Regions from separate parts of the Homo sapiens genome. Here all the other regions are linked to region 2. A link is a contact called in ENCODE Hi-C or POLR2A ChIA-PET data. All regions are on one chromosome and are shown on one strand. Each heading gives the region's core, a stretch centred on a gene start or an enhancer-like site at or near the end of the contact. The rest is flanking DNA. Distances are from core to core; before and after follow the strand shown. Region 1 holds the start of RNF144B (ring finger protein 144B). Region 2 has its middle 19 kb from the start of FAM8A1. Region 3 has its middle 59 kb from the start of RNF144B.

Region 1 (4,724 bases), core at 1,270-3,769, 810 kb after region 2:
CACCTTCTACCATGATTGTAACCTCCCTGAGGGCTCCCCAGCCATGCTTCCTGTGCAGCTGCAGAACCATGAGCCAATTGAACTTCTTTTCTTTATAAATTACCCAGTTTCAGTTATTTCTTTATAGCAATGTGAGAACAGATTAATATAATCACCTTCTCAGAGAAGACTTGATTCTTTTCATCAACTCCTTTCCTTTAAATTCTTCTTCTCTGTGCTCCCAATAGCACATCATGCTTAAGTCTATCATATCACACATTATGTATCACTCACACATTGGGTACAACTATCAGTACCCTGATAATTGATTTGCTTGTCTTACTCCTTCCCTGGATTGAGAGGTCTTTGAGGACAGGGAGACCATGTCTAATATCATTATCTTAATACAACCTAGCAGATTGTCTGGGAGGAAATCAATAAATGCTCCAGAGAATGAATATCCATTCACACTGTAGACTCCTTAGGAAGATCTGAGAGAGTTTGTTCACATAATATTATAGCATTCAACGTGTTTATTTAGTCTTATTAAATTTTGACTGCAATTTAAAAAAAATTTGCATAGTTGCATGGTTGAAAATAATCAGTGGTGATGTTACTCAGTTGTGCAAAATATTTGGGATAATAGGCAGCACTATTCGTGCTTATGTTCTCATTCATATTGGCAGCAGCTTCTTCCCTTATCCTGTTAACAAGAGATTATAATTTATGAATGGTAATTTGAAAAGTGGACTCTGTGTTGAACTTTGGTTTAAGGCTCAGGAGATTTGCATCAACACCAATGAATAAACTAACCTCTTAGAGGTTGCTTTTTATCTTTCCTAGTTCCTGTCCACCAAAATGGTCACTATACCAAGAAAATTCCTTGAAATAGATTATCTCAGAACCTAAGCCATTGCTAAATCTGAAGGTTGGACTTCCTTTGGGATGGTTTTCATTTACATTCACCTTCCTCATGTAACTCAGATTTAGGTCTCATTCTAGCTTGGCCTGTGTCTGGTTTGGGCCAATCTCTTAAATCTTCCTGGACATCAGTTTCCTTATTTTTTTTTTTTTTTTGAGACAGAGTTTCGCTCTTGTTACCCAGGCTGGAGTGCAATGGCGCAATCTCGGCTCACTGCAGCCTCTGCCTCCCAGGTTCAAGCGATTCACCTGCCTCAGCCTCTCGAGTAGCTGAGATTATAGGCACCCACCACCACGCCCAGCTAATTTTTTGTATTTTTAGTAGAGACGGGGTTTCACCATGTTGGCCAGGCTGGTCTTGAACTCCTGACCCCAGATGATCTGCCCGCCTTGGCCTCTCAAAGTGTTGGGATTACAGATGTGAGCCACCGCACCCAGCCCAGTTTCCTTATTTTTAAAATCAGGTTATTTGCTAAAATAGCTAGGAAGACTTTTCAAGCTCAAATATCCTACCGTGGGTTCTTTTATCATCTTATTGCCCCTGTCCTTTTTCTCTTCCTCCCTGACTGGTGAGCTGGTCCTCCTACCTGCCCTAGCATGGCACATGTAGATACACTGTGTTATTCAGCACTTTGCTTTGACCTAGAGGTTTTCTTCAACTTGGAGGGCTGAGAAGCAATGTTTGCTTGTGTCGTTTGGAATGGTGCCTGTTGGCGTGCACAGATCCTTTCCACAAAGGGCCTGTGAGTCCCTTCCTTTTAGGAAGCACATTCCTGACAGTGGTTGCAAAAGTAGAGAGGGATTGCAGAGTGAACACAGATTCTTGTGTCAGAGCGACATTCCTAAATGGCAATGTTCAGCAGACTTAGGTGATTGTGATCTATGGGGGATATGGGGAATGAGTAGGTATGCGATTCATTATGAATGTCACACAAATGAAGTGTCCAAGGGTTTGGAGCAAGGAAGCACTTCATAATACCTCACAGCTTCTGGATTATTTTGTTACATTTTTGTTTAATTGAGGGTACAACCAGTTAAGTTACAAAGCACTTCAAGTGAAATCATTGTTTCATCAAGAAGTGTCTGTATTTTATGAGGTAAACTAAGATTATTCCCGATTTGATTCACAGGTATTCTAATTTCATCATTAGATGCAAAAGGACAAGTGAGGTACAAGCTGTTTTTTGATGAGATGTGCATGGGAAGTGTTTCTATAAAACAGTTGTCTGCCACGTGGGAAGGCAGGTCTGGGCTGTTAGAAGTAGAAGAAAGAGATTTAAAGAGCTGGGAAGGAGGGAGAAAATAAAGAAAGGTGGCCTGTGAGGATATGTACAGACAGAGAGGTAGCAGGCGCTTAAGGCCAAGAGGTGAGCTGTCCCTGTCTGGGCAGAAGAAGTGCGCTAGGGGCAGCTGCCTGCACCCCCTGCTCTGAATTCCTGCAACAGCGGTCCCAGGAGAACAAGAGACAGGTCCTGACAAGCAGTAGAGTCGGTGCAGCGCGCCCGGGTTCGGATAGGGTTAAGGCCAACACCTGCAGCTGAAGTACGACCCACATGGGAAGTAGGAAGTGCGGCGCCTGAGCTTCCTGTATAAATAAACGCGCTGCTACCGCTGCTGGCGAGCTGTGCCCCACGCTCCCGCTGCAACAGTCCCGGGCATCGCAGCTGCCAGTCAAGGCTAGGAGGCGGTCGGGGACTCCGCCTCCTCCCGACCCGTAGGTCTGGGAGCGCAAGTCCTGTTGCAGTCTTGCAAAGTGTAAAGCTGTCAGCCGCAGAGCACGGAGGAAAGACGGAGAGAATGGAAGAGCTCCTGTCCGGTGTGCCAGCAGCCCGGACTGGCGGTGAGCGCGAGGGAGGCTACTGAGAAGCCCGGCGACGGAGGAACGCAGGTCTGCTGCCAGGTAGGTTTAGCGAGCTTTTTAAAGGCTACAGGCGTTGCAAGACCGGAATGGTGTTGCTGGACTAAGGAAAAAGGACAGGAAACTCACTGTGACACCACAATTTTTCGATTTTCTGTCTCTAGTGCTCAAACCATACAGAACTGAATTCATTCTGAATGCCTTAAACACCTGTTAACTTAGAAGAAAAATGCCTTTGTTAAAGGAAAGTAGTTTCATTTCTAATAAAACAGTTTCTATAATAGAATGTATTGTAGAATCCGAGATTAGACCAGACCTCTCCCTAGGTCTTAAGGGGAGACCAAAAGTTGGCATAATCTCGGATTATGCATTATAGTGCTTATTTTATCAGGTAATTGCTAATGAAACAGTGAAACTCTGATACTACGAGAGCCATTCTCAAATTTAAGTTAAAATCGAACTGATTGTCGTTTGTGCAGGGAAAAGGTAGGTATCTTTTGCTTATTCTTTCTAAAACACCTTTTGTTTTTCTCATGAGTTTCAAGGATCCTGCTGTAAGTCTACTCCTCATGCATATACACTATTCACATAAAGATTTCCCAGAAATTAATTCCCTTCTCTGGGAAATGTTCTTTTTTCATGTTCTCATAACAGACTGTCAGTTTCATATTGCTTTCTGCCACATGTATCTTATCAAAACATTAGCTCTGAGGTTCTTAACAGGACTATCTCTGCTCTTCCGATTTGGCATTTCTGGACGTTTATTTGAACATTGAGAGGTATAAATTAAATGGCAATGTATCTAACATTTCTGAGGAAGCAGATTAGGGGGTGTCTGTGCCCAGAAGCAAAATAAATGAACTTTGGGATGACTCAGTTTTTAGGGTGTGGGTAAGAGGCAAAAGGAACCTAGCCAGTCCTAACTGAGTTGCTGGCTAATTAGAGTATCTGTCTGCCGCAGCTTTCACTGAAATGAGCCTCTTGGTCCCTTTCACATCAAATCCCTCTGTGAGTCCCTCCTTCTCCTTAGTTTATCTTTCCTTCACAACCTGGGTCCTTTTCATGGACAGCAGTGCCTTAAATACTTCTAAAACTATCCTGAGGGGGAGAAAAACCTATAGCAGATCCACAAAGCCACTTGTAGATAATTGTATTATGAAATCCAAGGTCATGGTTTCACACAACTCCTGCTCTGCCCTTGCACACCTTTGACTGGCATTTTTTTTTTTATTTTTGTCGTGGGCATAAACTTAGAAAAGTGGGAAAGGGAAAAACCTCAGTTTCAAAAGTAGTCTCTGACTAATTAATTATCTTGATTAAAAAAAGGTAAACATATATAGTGAACGTGAAAAAGATGTTGAGTAGTAGAATTGGGTTGCTTGGCTTTTTATTTAAAACAAACAAAACTCAACCAAAAAAACCCCCCAAAACCCCAAACAATCACCCTAGATAACTTTCTCCTACACTACTGTGCTGGAAGTCGGGCTTGAGTGTGGTCAAATCCTGCCCATTTACCCAGAGTTTTACAAATATTTACAGTCATCTATGCCAAATATCTTTGTGCTGAGTCCCAAAGAACATTCTCAGCATTCAAAAGGCCCATTCTCATGAATGGTTTCAGTTCATTGGCAATTTAAAGGCATTCAGGCTTCCAAACTAGGTCAGCTTAAGACATGTCTTTTTAAAATAATCAGTTTTTGGGTCTCAGATTATGAACCAGGTTTTTGGAGCCAAACTCTACAGCAGAGAGAAGAGTATGCTCTCTCTGGAAAGAAAAAGCTTATTTTATCTACCTGGTATGACCATTTAACTTCCTGAAAAACGTCTTTCTCCTCAGTAGTATGAATATTTTTCATCTGAGGAGGTGCACTTAAAATTTCCTTCTTGAAAAGTCATTTCAATATTTTAGACGTTTAGAAACATTTATATGTATGTCAGAATCCTTTCTCCGAAGTGTTTCTGCTAA
Region 2 (4,459 bases), core at 91-2,590:
GCTCTCGAACTCCTGATGTCAGGTGATCCACCCACCTGGGCCTCCCAGTGCTGGGATTACAGGCGTGTGCCACCACACCCAGCCCATTTTTCCAATATCTTATGGAACATATTTAAAAATTCATCATGCAATAGTTCAAAATTAATGTCTCAAATTCCAAAATACAAATATTATATAGGCGTTGTCTCAAAACTCAAATAATAAAACTATAAAATTATAATTTAAAAATAACTGAAAAAATAAAAAGTTAATTGTTTTTGACAAGTATTTTGATTTTTTAATTTTTTTAGTGGTTATAAATGTCTTTAGGTTTTTGTCTTTAAGTCAATTTTGGCAATTTATCATTTTCCTAGGAAATAACCTATTTTCTCTGGGTTTTCAAATTTGTTGGAATGAACTTGAACGTCAACTTCATTTTATTTTGAAAAAATTGTTTCAGTATTTTCTTTTTCTTTCTTTTTTTTTTTGAGACGGAGTCTCACTCTGTCACCCAGGCTGGAGTGCAGTGGTGCGATCTCAGCTCACTGCAAGCTCCGCCTCCCGGGTTCACGCCATTCTCCTGCCTCAGCCTCCGGAGTAGCTGGGACTACAGGCGCCCGCCACCGCGTCGGGCTAATTTTCTGTATTTTTATTAGAGACGGGGTTTCAACGTGGTCTCCATCTCCTGACCTCGTGATCCGCCCGCCTCGGCCTCTCAAAGTGCTGGGATTACAGGCATGAGCCACCGCGCCCGCTGTTTCAGTATTTTCAATACAATTTCTCATTCTTAATGTCTATAGTTATAATTTTTTTCTTAATTAACATTACTAGACTTTCACACGCTATATATATGTGTGTATATATATGTGTATGTGTGTATATATATATATTTGTGTTTTTTTTTTGTTTTTTTTTTTAGACTTAGTCTGGCTCTGTCGCCCAGACTAGAGTGCAGTGGCGCGATCTCAGCTCACTGCAAGCTCCGCCTCCGGGGTGAATTCACGCCATTCGCCTGCCTCAGCCTCCAGACTAGCTGGGACTACAGGCGCCCGCCACTACGCCGGGCTAATTTTTTGTATTTTTAGTAGAGACGGGGTTTCACCGGGTTAGCCAGGATGGTCTCGATCTCCTGACCTCGTGATCCGCCCGCCTCCCGCCTCCCAAAGGGCTGGGATTACAGGCGTGAGCCACCGTGCCCAGCCTGTATGTGTATATATATATATATTTTTTTTCAAAGAATTAGCTTTTAGATTTATTGAGAAATTGTACTATTGCTTTCTCTGCCGCTCTTGGTGCTGCTTGTATGCTCATTCTGAGAGGTGGCAGCGTGCTGGCAGCCTCGCAGCCCTCGCTCTCTCTAGGCGCCGCCTCCTCGGCCTTGGCGCCCGCTCTCGCGGCGCTTCAGGAGCCCCTTCAGCCCGCCGCTGCACTGTGGGAGCCCTTTTCTGGGCTGGCCAAGACCGAAGCCGGCTCCCTCGGTTTGCGGAGAGGTGTGGAGGGAGAAGCGTGGAGGGAGAGGCGCGGCTGGGAAGCCGGGCTGCGCGCGGCGCTTGCGGGCCAGCGCGAGTTCCAGATAGGCGTGGGCTCGGCGGGCCCCGCCCGTCGCAGCTACTGGCCGGCCCCGCCGGCCTGGGCAGTGAGGGGCTTAGCACCTGGGCCAGCAGCTGCTGTGCTCGATTTCTCGCGGGGCTTTAGCTGCCTCCCTGACGATCGCCGCCCCCTGCTCCACGGCGCCCAGTCCCATAGACCGCCCAAGGGCTGAGGAGTGCGGGCGCACGGCTCCGGACAGGCAGGGAACTCCACTTGCGCCCCCGGTGCAGGATCCACTGGGTGAAGCCAGCTGGGCTCCTGAGTCTGGTGGGGACTTGGAGAATCTTTATGTCTAGCTAAGGGATTGTAAATACAGCAATCAGCACTCTGTATCTAGCTCAAGGTTTGTAAACACACCAATCAGCACTCTGTGTCTAGCTCAGGGTTTGTGAATGCACCAATGGGCACTCTGTATCTAGTTAATCTGGGGGGGACTTGGAGAATCTTTATGTCTAGCTAAGGGATTGTGAATGCACCAATCGGCAGTTTGTATCTAGCTCAGGGTTTGTAAATACACCAGTCCACACTCTGTATCTAGCTAATCTAGTGGGGACCTGTAGAACTTTTGTGTCTAGCTCAAGGATTGTAAATGCACCAATCAGCACCCTGTCAAAACGGACCAATCAGCTGTCTGTAAAACAGACCAATCGGCTCTCTGTAAAATGGACCAATCAGCAGGATGTGGGCGAGGCCAGATAAGAGACTAAAAGCAGGCTGCCCGAGCCAGCAGTGGTAACGGGCTAGGGGCTGGTTCTATACTATGGAAGCTTGTGTTCTTTTGCTTTTTGCTATAAATCTTGTTATTGTTTATTGTTTGGGTCCACACTGCCTTTGTGAACTGTAACAGTCATTGCGAAGATCTGTAGTTTTACTTCTGAAGCCATCCTAGACCACGAACCCACCGGGAGGAACAGATAACTCCAGACAGGCCGCCTTAGGAGCTGTAAAGCTCACCGCAAAAACATGCAGCTTCACTCCTGAGCCAGTGAGACCACTGAACCCACCAGAAGGAAAAAACTCCAAACATATCAGAACATCAGAAAGAACAAACTCTAGACATGCTGCCCTTAAGAACTGTAATACTGCTAGGGTGTGTGGCTTCATTCTTGAAGTCGGTGAGACCGAGAACTCACAAATGTCAGACACAATCCGGTGCAGACTTGATACCTGTTTTATGAAGGGGCAGCTGAGGAGACTCTGGCGTTTCCCATGGCCTACGAAAAGCCCTAGGAAGGAGTCGAGCCTGAGAACAATGATCATATTAATTTGAAGGGGGCGGGGCGGTTCTGGGGTGCACTTTAAGAGGTATGCACCACTTAGTAAACTAATTAAAGCCTATTGTGAATGACAGGGATTGTCAATGAGGCAGGTCAGATTCTGATTTGATGGGCAACCCATCAATGAAATAGATAACACCTACACAGTTGGAGGATGAAGATACAATCGATATGCTCCAACAGCAGACAGGAGGTGTTTCCTGAAGAGAGAACCTGGTTCTTCACTCCAGAACTGTTAACTTTAAAGACCAAGATTACATTCGCAATTAGAAAACCGATTTGGTTCCACCACATCGTGAGTACTATAATATAGCTTTCTCTATTCTTTCATTTCCCCCTTCCCCATTTCTTTATTGTACATAACGTAACTGGTGTATGTGCACAAGCATATTCCTTTTTTTTTTTAACCAAGCAGCCAATGGTATGTTTCGATTGACATCAAGTGGTGACGGGATGGGGAAAAACACTGAGGCTGTGGAAATACCCCATTTTCTCCATTAGTGGCATGCTCAGTCGGCTCTTACGTTTATATTCCAGTAAGTTATTTTGCTCTCACTATTTTAACAAAAAAATAAAAAAAATCCTTGCATACCTTGTTCAGTTGGAGAATTTTAATGTTTTTCATTTACCATTGTAAAACCAAGGACAATTTTATACTTTTTTGTACGTAGCTGTTACGTGTAGGGCAATCTGTCTTTAGGGATAAATTACTCTAAAACAAAGAATCCTAGTTTTCCCTTCAAGTTAAGCATCTTGTTTAAACTCCTTGTTTTAAATGAAAAAAAGTATTATCATTCTGGTTTCTAATTTTTGAATTTTTGATGGCTGTCTCATTTATTTTCTTTGTTTTGCTTTTGTAGATAATCCTACAGGAAATACGCTTGACTTGTATTGCTCTATTCTAGTGCTCATATTTCTGTAAGGTAGATTTCTAAAAGGATTAAGGATTCACAAGGCTCAGATATTCTGAATTTGGGTGGATGCTGCCTAATTATCCTTCGAAAAATGTCTAAGCCTATACTTCCACAAATGACTGAACCTGTTTTTCTCCAAACCTCGTCAACTCTGGATACCACCTCTCTTAGTCATTTTTCCAGTCTGATGTGCAAAAACATGACATGGCCTATTTAAGTGCATAAAATTGATCAAGAGTGAGGACAGTCTATTGAATAAAAAAGATAAGTTCTCATGGTTAGTAAGAATAAAATGAGCCAGGATATTAAACATGGAAGAGTATATAGGCCTGTGAAAAGAGGGAAAATGAAGAAACCAGGAGAATTGTGGAATTTTTTGAGTGCAAGAAGAAGGGGGGCCTCTGTTTGCAGGAAAATAGAATAGGAATAATACAAAAATTTTTAATTAAAAAATAGAGAAAGGGGAGCCAGAGTAAGTGGGAATTTGATGAGGTTTAGTTGAGGTTTCAGTTAATGTCCTACGTGTGTACAGCTTCAGACTGGCCAGGCATTGGGTCTCCACTTCATGTCAATGATAAGATGATGTAATAGAGTAAGTCTTAACGAGGAGGGTAAGATCAGCGATCAGGTTGGTGGGCTCCACCTTGCAGGGAGGTCAGGAGGAGGTATGGGATGAGTGCTGGGTGACACAGGCAAGGG
Region 3 (4,379 bases), core at 62-2,561, 750 kb after region 2:
TAATGTGAATTAGAATATCAGATCATTTTCCACCTCTGTCTACCCCAGTTGAACTAATGAAGCAGGAGTTATAGAGTTGGAGTGGAGAGTAGAGAAGGGATGCCATTTTGGGCACGTATATGACAGGCTCATACCACACAATGTGAGCCTCAGGAATCCGGGGAGAATGGGAGAGAGAAGTTTTTTTTTTTTTTTTTTTTTTGAGACGGAGTCTCACTCTTTCACCCAGGCCTGACTGCAGTGGCGCTATCTCGGCTCACTGCAAGCTCCGCCTCCTGGGTTCACGCCATTCTCCTGCCTCAGTCTCCCGAGTAGCTGGGACTACAGGCACCCACCACCGCACCTGGCTAATTTTTTGTATTCTTAGTAGAGACGGGGTTTCACCGTGTTAGCCAGGATGGTCTCGATCTCCTGACCTCATGATCCGCCCGCCTTGGCCTCCCAAAGTGCTGGGATTACAGGCGTGAGCCACCGCGCCAGGCCAAAGCGGGTGTTTTAAGAGCCCCCAGCTCTGGTTCTAGTACCAGACCAGCTAACAATGCTGCCCCGATGCGAAGTGAAGGGGAGCTGGGCATGGGTGTTCACTGTGTGCCTTTCACAGGATACGTCTACTTGGAGGGTGGCCTAAAGCCTAGTTCTCCAACCTGTAACCAGGAGGGCTCTCTCACAGGAACCTTGTTTATACTGGCAGATACCCACGTGGCTCTTGTCTGATCGGGTCCAGTTTATGCCTGTCTGACTGTCACTCTGCTGCTGGGAGCCTGACTTTGTGCTCTCCTTGGTGCCTTGGAGAAAATCAGGCCTGGGGCAGCCCCTAGTTCTTCAGATGGAAGGTGCAAATTCAGTACAGCACCCTCATAGGAAACAAGTCCAAAGATTTTCACTTAAACAGTTCCTGGGCAGGGAGAGCACCATGAGTCTTTGGTCACTAGGTCATGTGAGGCAGGAATGAGGGATCAGGTGGAGAGAGAGAGAGAGAGAGAGAGAGAGAGAGAGAGAGAGGGAGGGAGGGAGGGAGGGAGGGAGGGAGGGAGGGAAGAGAGAGAGAGAGAGAGAGAGAGAGAGAGGAGAGAGAGAGAGAGCGCGAGCAGCTAGCAGTATATTTTGCATAATACAGTGTGGGCCATTTTCAATTTGAGGGTAAATGCATGAATGGTCCCTTTAAAGGAAGCAATGGGAGAGTGGGGAGCCCAGGGGGCTAGCGGTAGAAATGCCTCTAAGTTCTTATCTCTGGCCACCAGCTCCAACCATTTGGGTGTGATGTAGAAAAGAAAAAAAGGAAGAAGGACAGAGGAGCCAGCTCTGCTCTTGCTGGTCTTAAGCAGGACCAGATGGGACACGCCCCCTTACGCACCCAGCTGCTGTTCTCGAAGGCACTTAAGGGCTCTAGCTCACCTGGAGTTTTGAAGGGGATGCGGAAGAGCTTGATGTTGCAGCCTTCCTCTCTCCTTGGCAGAGTCTCTGGTGATAGAGACATGGAAGAAGTTTCCAAGGCTGGCCCTGGGTCAAGCAATGCAAAACAGAATTTATTTGTGGAGAAAGTTTATGTTCCATTCAGCTGTAAGTTACAATGGCCATGACTCTGAGAGGCTGTCTCATAGGTTTATATAATTTGACACTCATAGAAGGAGAGGCCTCCTTTTACCTGAATGTTGTTCATTCCTAGCTTTTTATCCTTGGATTGGTTGGTGAAAAAGCAGCCAGCCTTGACTGAATTATGTGTGGAGTTGGGAGAGAGGAAGGAGGTTTCTAGGTCTGTGTTGGTGACCTAATTCTGTATTATGTTTTCAGCTTTGCTGACCTAATTCTGCATTATGTTTTCATTGAGTGAGCTTTTTATTTTTATATCCCTTTCTGGTAACGGAACTACCTTTAAGACTTTCAGTTTTTCCATGTCCCAACTTGCCACATTTTACGTGCACTTGAAAATTCACTCCTTAAGCTATTTTTCATTCTTTCAACCCAGTAGGAATAATATTGCCTGTTTATTATTTGAATAGCAGCATTACTGCTGGTATTATAAAGTCGCTGGTCTTGAGCATAATTTGTATGTGTAATAAGTTAATATTTGTTGTCAAGGCTTTAAAGGGGCTGTGTCTTTGGTGTTGGATTTTAATAGTTAATGAACCAATGGAATCTTTTTAGTTTTATTGCCTTCCTTGGGTGATTAGATATGCATCATCAGACCTGGTTTGCTTTCACCAACGCTGAAAACAGGTTCCTTGTTAAACACGTCAGTTACTTGTTTCTGGAAGTTACATTTACCACATACTGTGATGACTGGCATTGTTTTTTGGGTTTCCGTTTCAATGAAAAAAATTACTTGAAAAATGTTCTCTTATATTTTGAAACTGTGATACTCATGTTAGCTTGTGATTAGCACTAGCATTTGAGGAACATTCTAAATTCAATCTCTCAGGCATTTTGGTTTCTTTGTTTCTAAAACTTGTTCAATTATGCCTGATTTCCACTGGTAAGACATAATAACTCTTTTGTGCAAATTGGATGTTTGTATCACTTCCCTGCTTTTTAGTAAACTTTGAAATTCTTTTCAATTCCTGAAACTAAGTGGGAATAGTAACTAGATTAACCATGGCTTTTTTGTTGTTGTTGTTGTTGGAGAGACTGTAGCCTTGACCACCCAGCCTCAAGTGATCCCCCTGCCTCAGCCTCCTGAGTAGCTGAGACTACAGGTGCAAAGCACCAGCCCACCTAATATATATATATATTTTTAATAGAGATGAGGTCCTACTGTGTTGCCCAGGCTGGTCTTGAACTCCTGGCCTCAAGCGATCCTCCCACCTCTGCCTCCCAAAGTGCTGGGATTATGGGTGTGAACCACCGTGCTCAGCTAGCTTTTAAAAATAATGAGCATGAGGCAGGTGGATCACCTGAGGTCAGGAATTCAAGATCAGCCTGGCCAACATGGTGAAACCCCGTCTCTACTAAAAATACAAAAAGTTATTTGGGAGGCTGAGACAGGAGAATTGCTTGAACCTGGGAGGCAGAGGTTGCAGTGAGCCGAGATTGTGCCATTGCACTCCAGCTTGGAAGACAGAGTGAGACTTCATCTGAAAAAAATAAAAATAAAAATAATGAACAGGACATCATTGCTTGAAAATTATTTCTAAAAATCAGGACATTCCAAAAATAATGGTTCCTTTGAAAGTATTAAGCCCTTCTTGTTGCAGGCCTTGTGGGTGTGATTGGTTTGTGTGTGAGAAAACCATGCTAAATGTAAATAAGTACATTTAGTAACTCTTTAAGGAACAATTAGTTCCTTTTCCCAGGATAAATTTATTTTACAAGAAGTGATAAAGTGAATATTTTGTAAGAAGTATAATTTTAAAATTATTTAATGTGATTTTTTGGCACATCTAATATGCAAATATAGTATTTATATTTCCCTTTCCCGTTACTAAAGGGAAAAATAACTCTAGTGAAGAAAGCGGAAGAAAGGTCTTTTTGGTCTCTGCCCTTCACTCTGACTGTATTTCTTTGCTGTAGCTGTATTAACTGAGTAGTTAGCTCTAATTACATAGTTCATCTTTGCAGCAGCCTCAACTGATTCAGTTTAAAATCAGATTAAAACAAAACGTCCTTCTTCTTGTGTGTGCAACCCCATAATTTAGACTGTTCTGAGCTTTTAAAAGAATGCTTAGCCAGTTTTTTTCTCCAACCGTAATTTGACATAATTTCCTTAAAAAGCAAGGAAATTATGCCACATTTAAAGATCCTAGATTTAGTTGTCTAGGGGCTGTTTCTGATGATCAGGATAAATTAAGTGGACCACCATGCAATGTTTTCTTGTATGAGTAGTGGCGAGAGCCAGGGGTGGGAGATGAGGGGTTAGTTAGTCTTAAACAGCTCAGCAGGAAGAGTTGGCAGAGTTGGGATTCTGCATCTTTGACCTTTTAGCATTTCAGTGGGTCTTTGTTTTCATATGGACTTTTCCCTCTCCTCCATTTTCTTCCCCTTTTTTATATAAACTTTAAAAAATTGGTAATATTTAGATGCCCTCTGAGCTTTGGAAAGGCATTTTTGTTGTTGTTGTTGTTTCAGTCCATTGGGTACATTTAGTTCTGCTGTATCTACATCAGAAAAACCCTAAGTGTAATAAAGCACGTGAAGTATTACATTAGCTCAAGTTCCTTCTTGAGTCACTTCAGCTGTGGAGTTTCTCTTCCTTTTGCTACTTAGAAAATTGGGGCCTTTGGCTGGAGAATCACTTGAACCCAGGAGGCGGAGGTTGCAGTGAGCTGAGATCGTGCCATTGCACTCCAGCCTGGGCGACAAGAGTGAAACTCTGTCTCAAAAAAAAGAAAAGTAGGCTTTGGAATCAAAGAGTCCCCAAGCCACAGAAAGCTCCACCATAGCTC

The links. A loop is a pair of places that touch in the nucleus more often than their neighbours do. ChIA-PET counts read pairs that join two places held with the same protein, here RNA polymerase II (POLR2A). Pooled maps may share reads with other maps.
Region 1: a loop to region 2 is called in a map of naive thymus-derived CD4-positive, alpha-beta T cell, with 2.4 times the contacts of the local background. The contact joins the promoter of RNF144B here to the enhancer-like site in region 2. A Hi-C loop is called at or near these places in 1 of 168 maps with a recorded cell type or tissue (naive thymus-derived CD4-positive, alpha-beta T cell) and 1 of 37 single-sample maps with no recorded cell type.
Region 3: a loop to region 2 is called in a pooled map, with 2.9 times the contacts of the local background. The contact joins two enhancer-like sites. A Hi-C loop is called at or near these places in 3 of 50 pooled maps. POLR2A ChIA-PET finds 5 or more read pairs at or near these places in 3 of 52 experiments (A549, OCI-LY7 and activated T-cell).

Annotation. Positions count from the first base shown.
Region 1 is chr6:18,384,831-18,389,554 of GRCh38, forward strand. RNF144B (ring finger protein 144B) reads left to right here and starts at 2,520. Exons shown (of 8, transcript NM_182757.4): 1 at 2,520-2,800.
Region 2 is chr6:17,579,256-17,583,714 of GRCh38, forward strand. It overlaps the pseudogene SUMO2P13. Among named protein-coding and RNA genes, the nearest start is that of FAM8A1, 19 kb to the right of the region's middle. Within about 2 kb of position 1,341, at least 15 of the 41 ENCODE cell types and tissues checked have a DNase peak (open chromatin) inside an H3K27ac peak, as active enhancers do.
Region 3 is chr6:18,326,505-18,330,883 of GRCh38, forward strand. No RefSeq gene overlaps it. Among named protein-coding and RNA genes, the nearest start is that of RNF144B, 59 kb to the right of the region's middle. Within about 2 kb of position 1,312, at least 13 of the 41 ENCODE cell types and tissues checked have a DNase peak (open chromatin) inside an H3K27ac peak, as active enhancers do.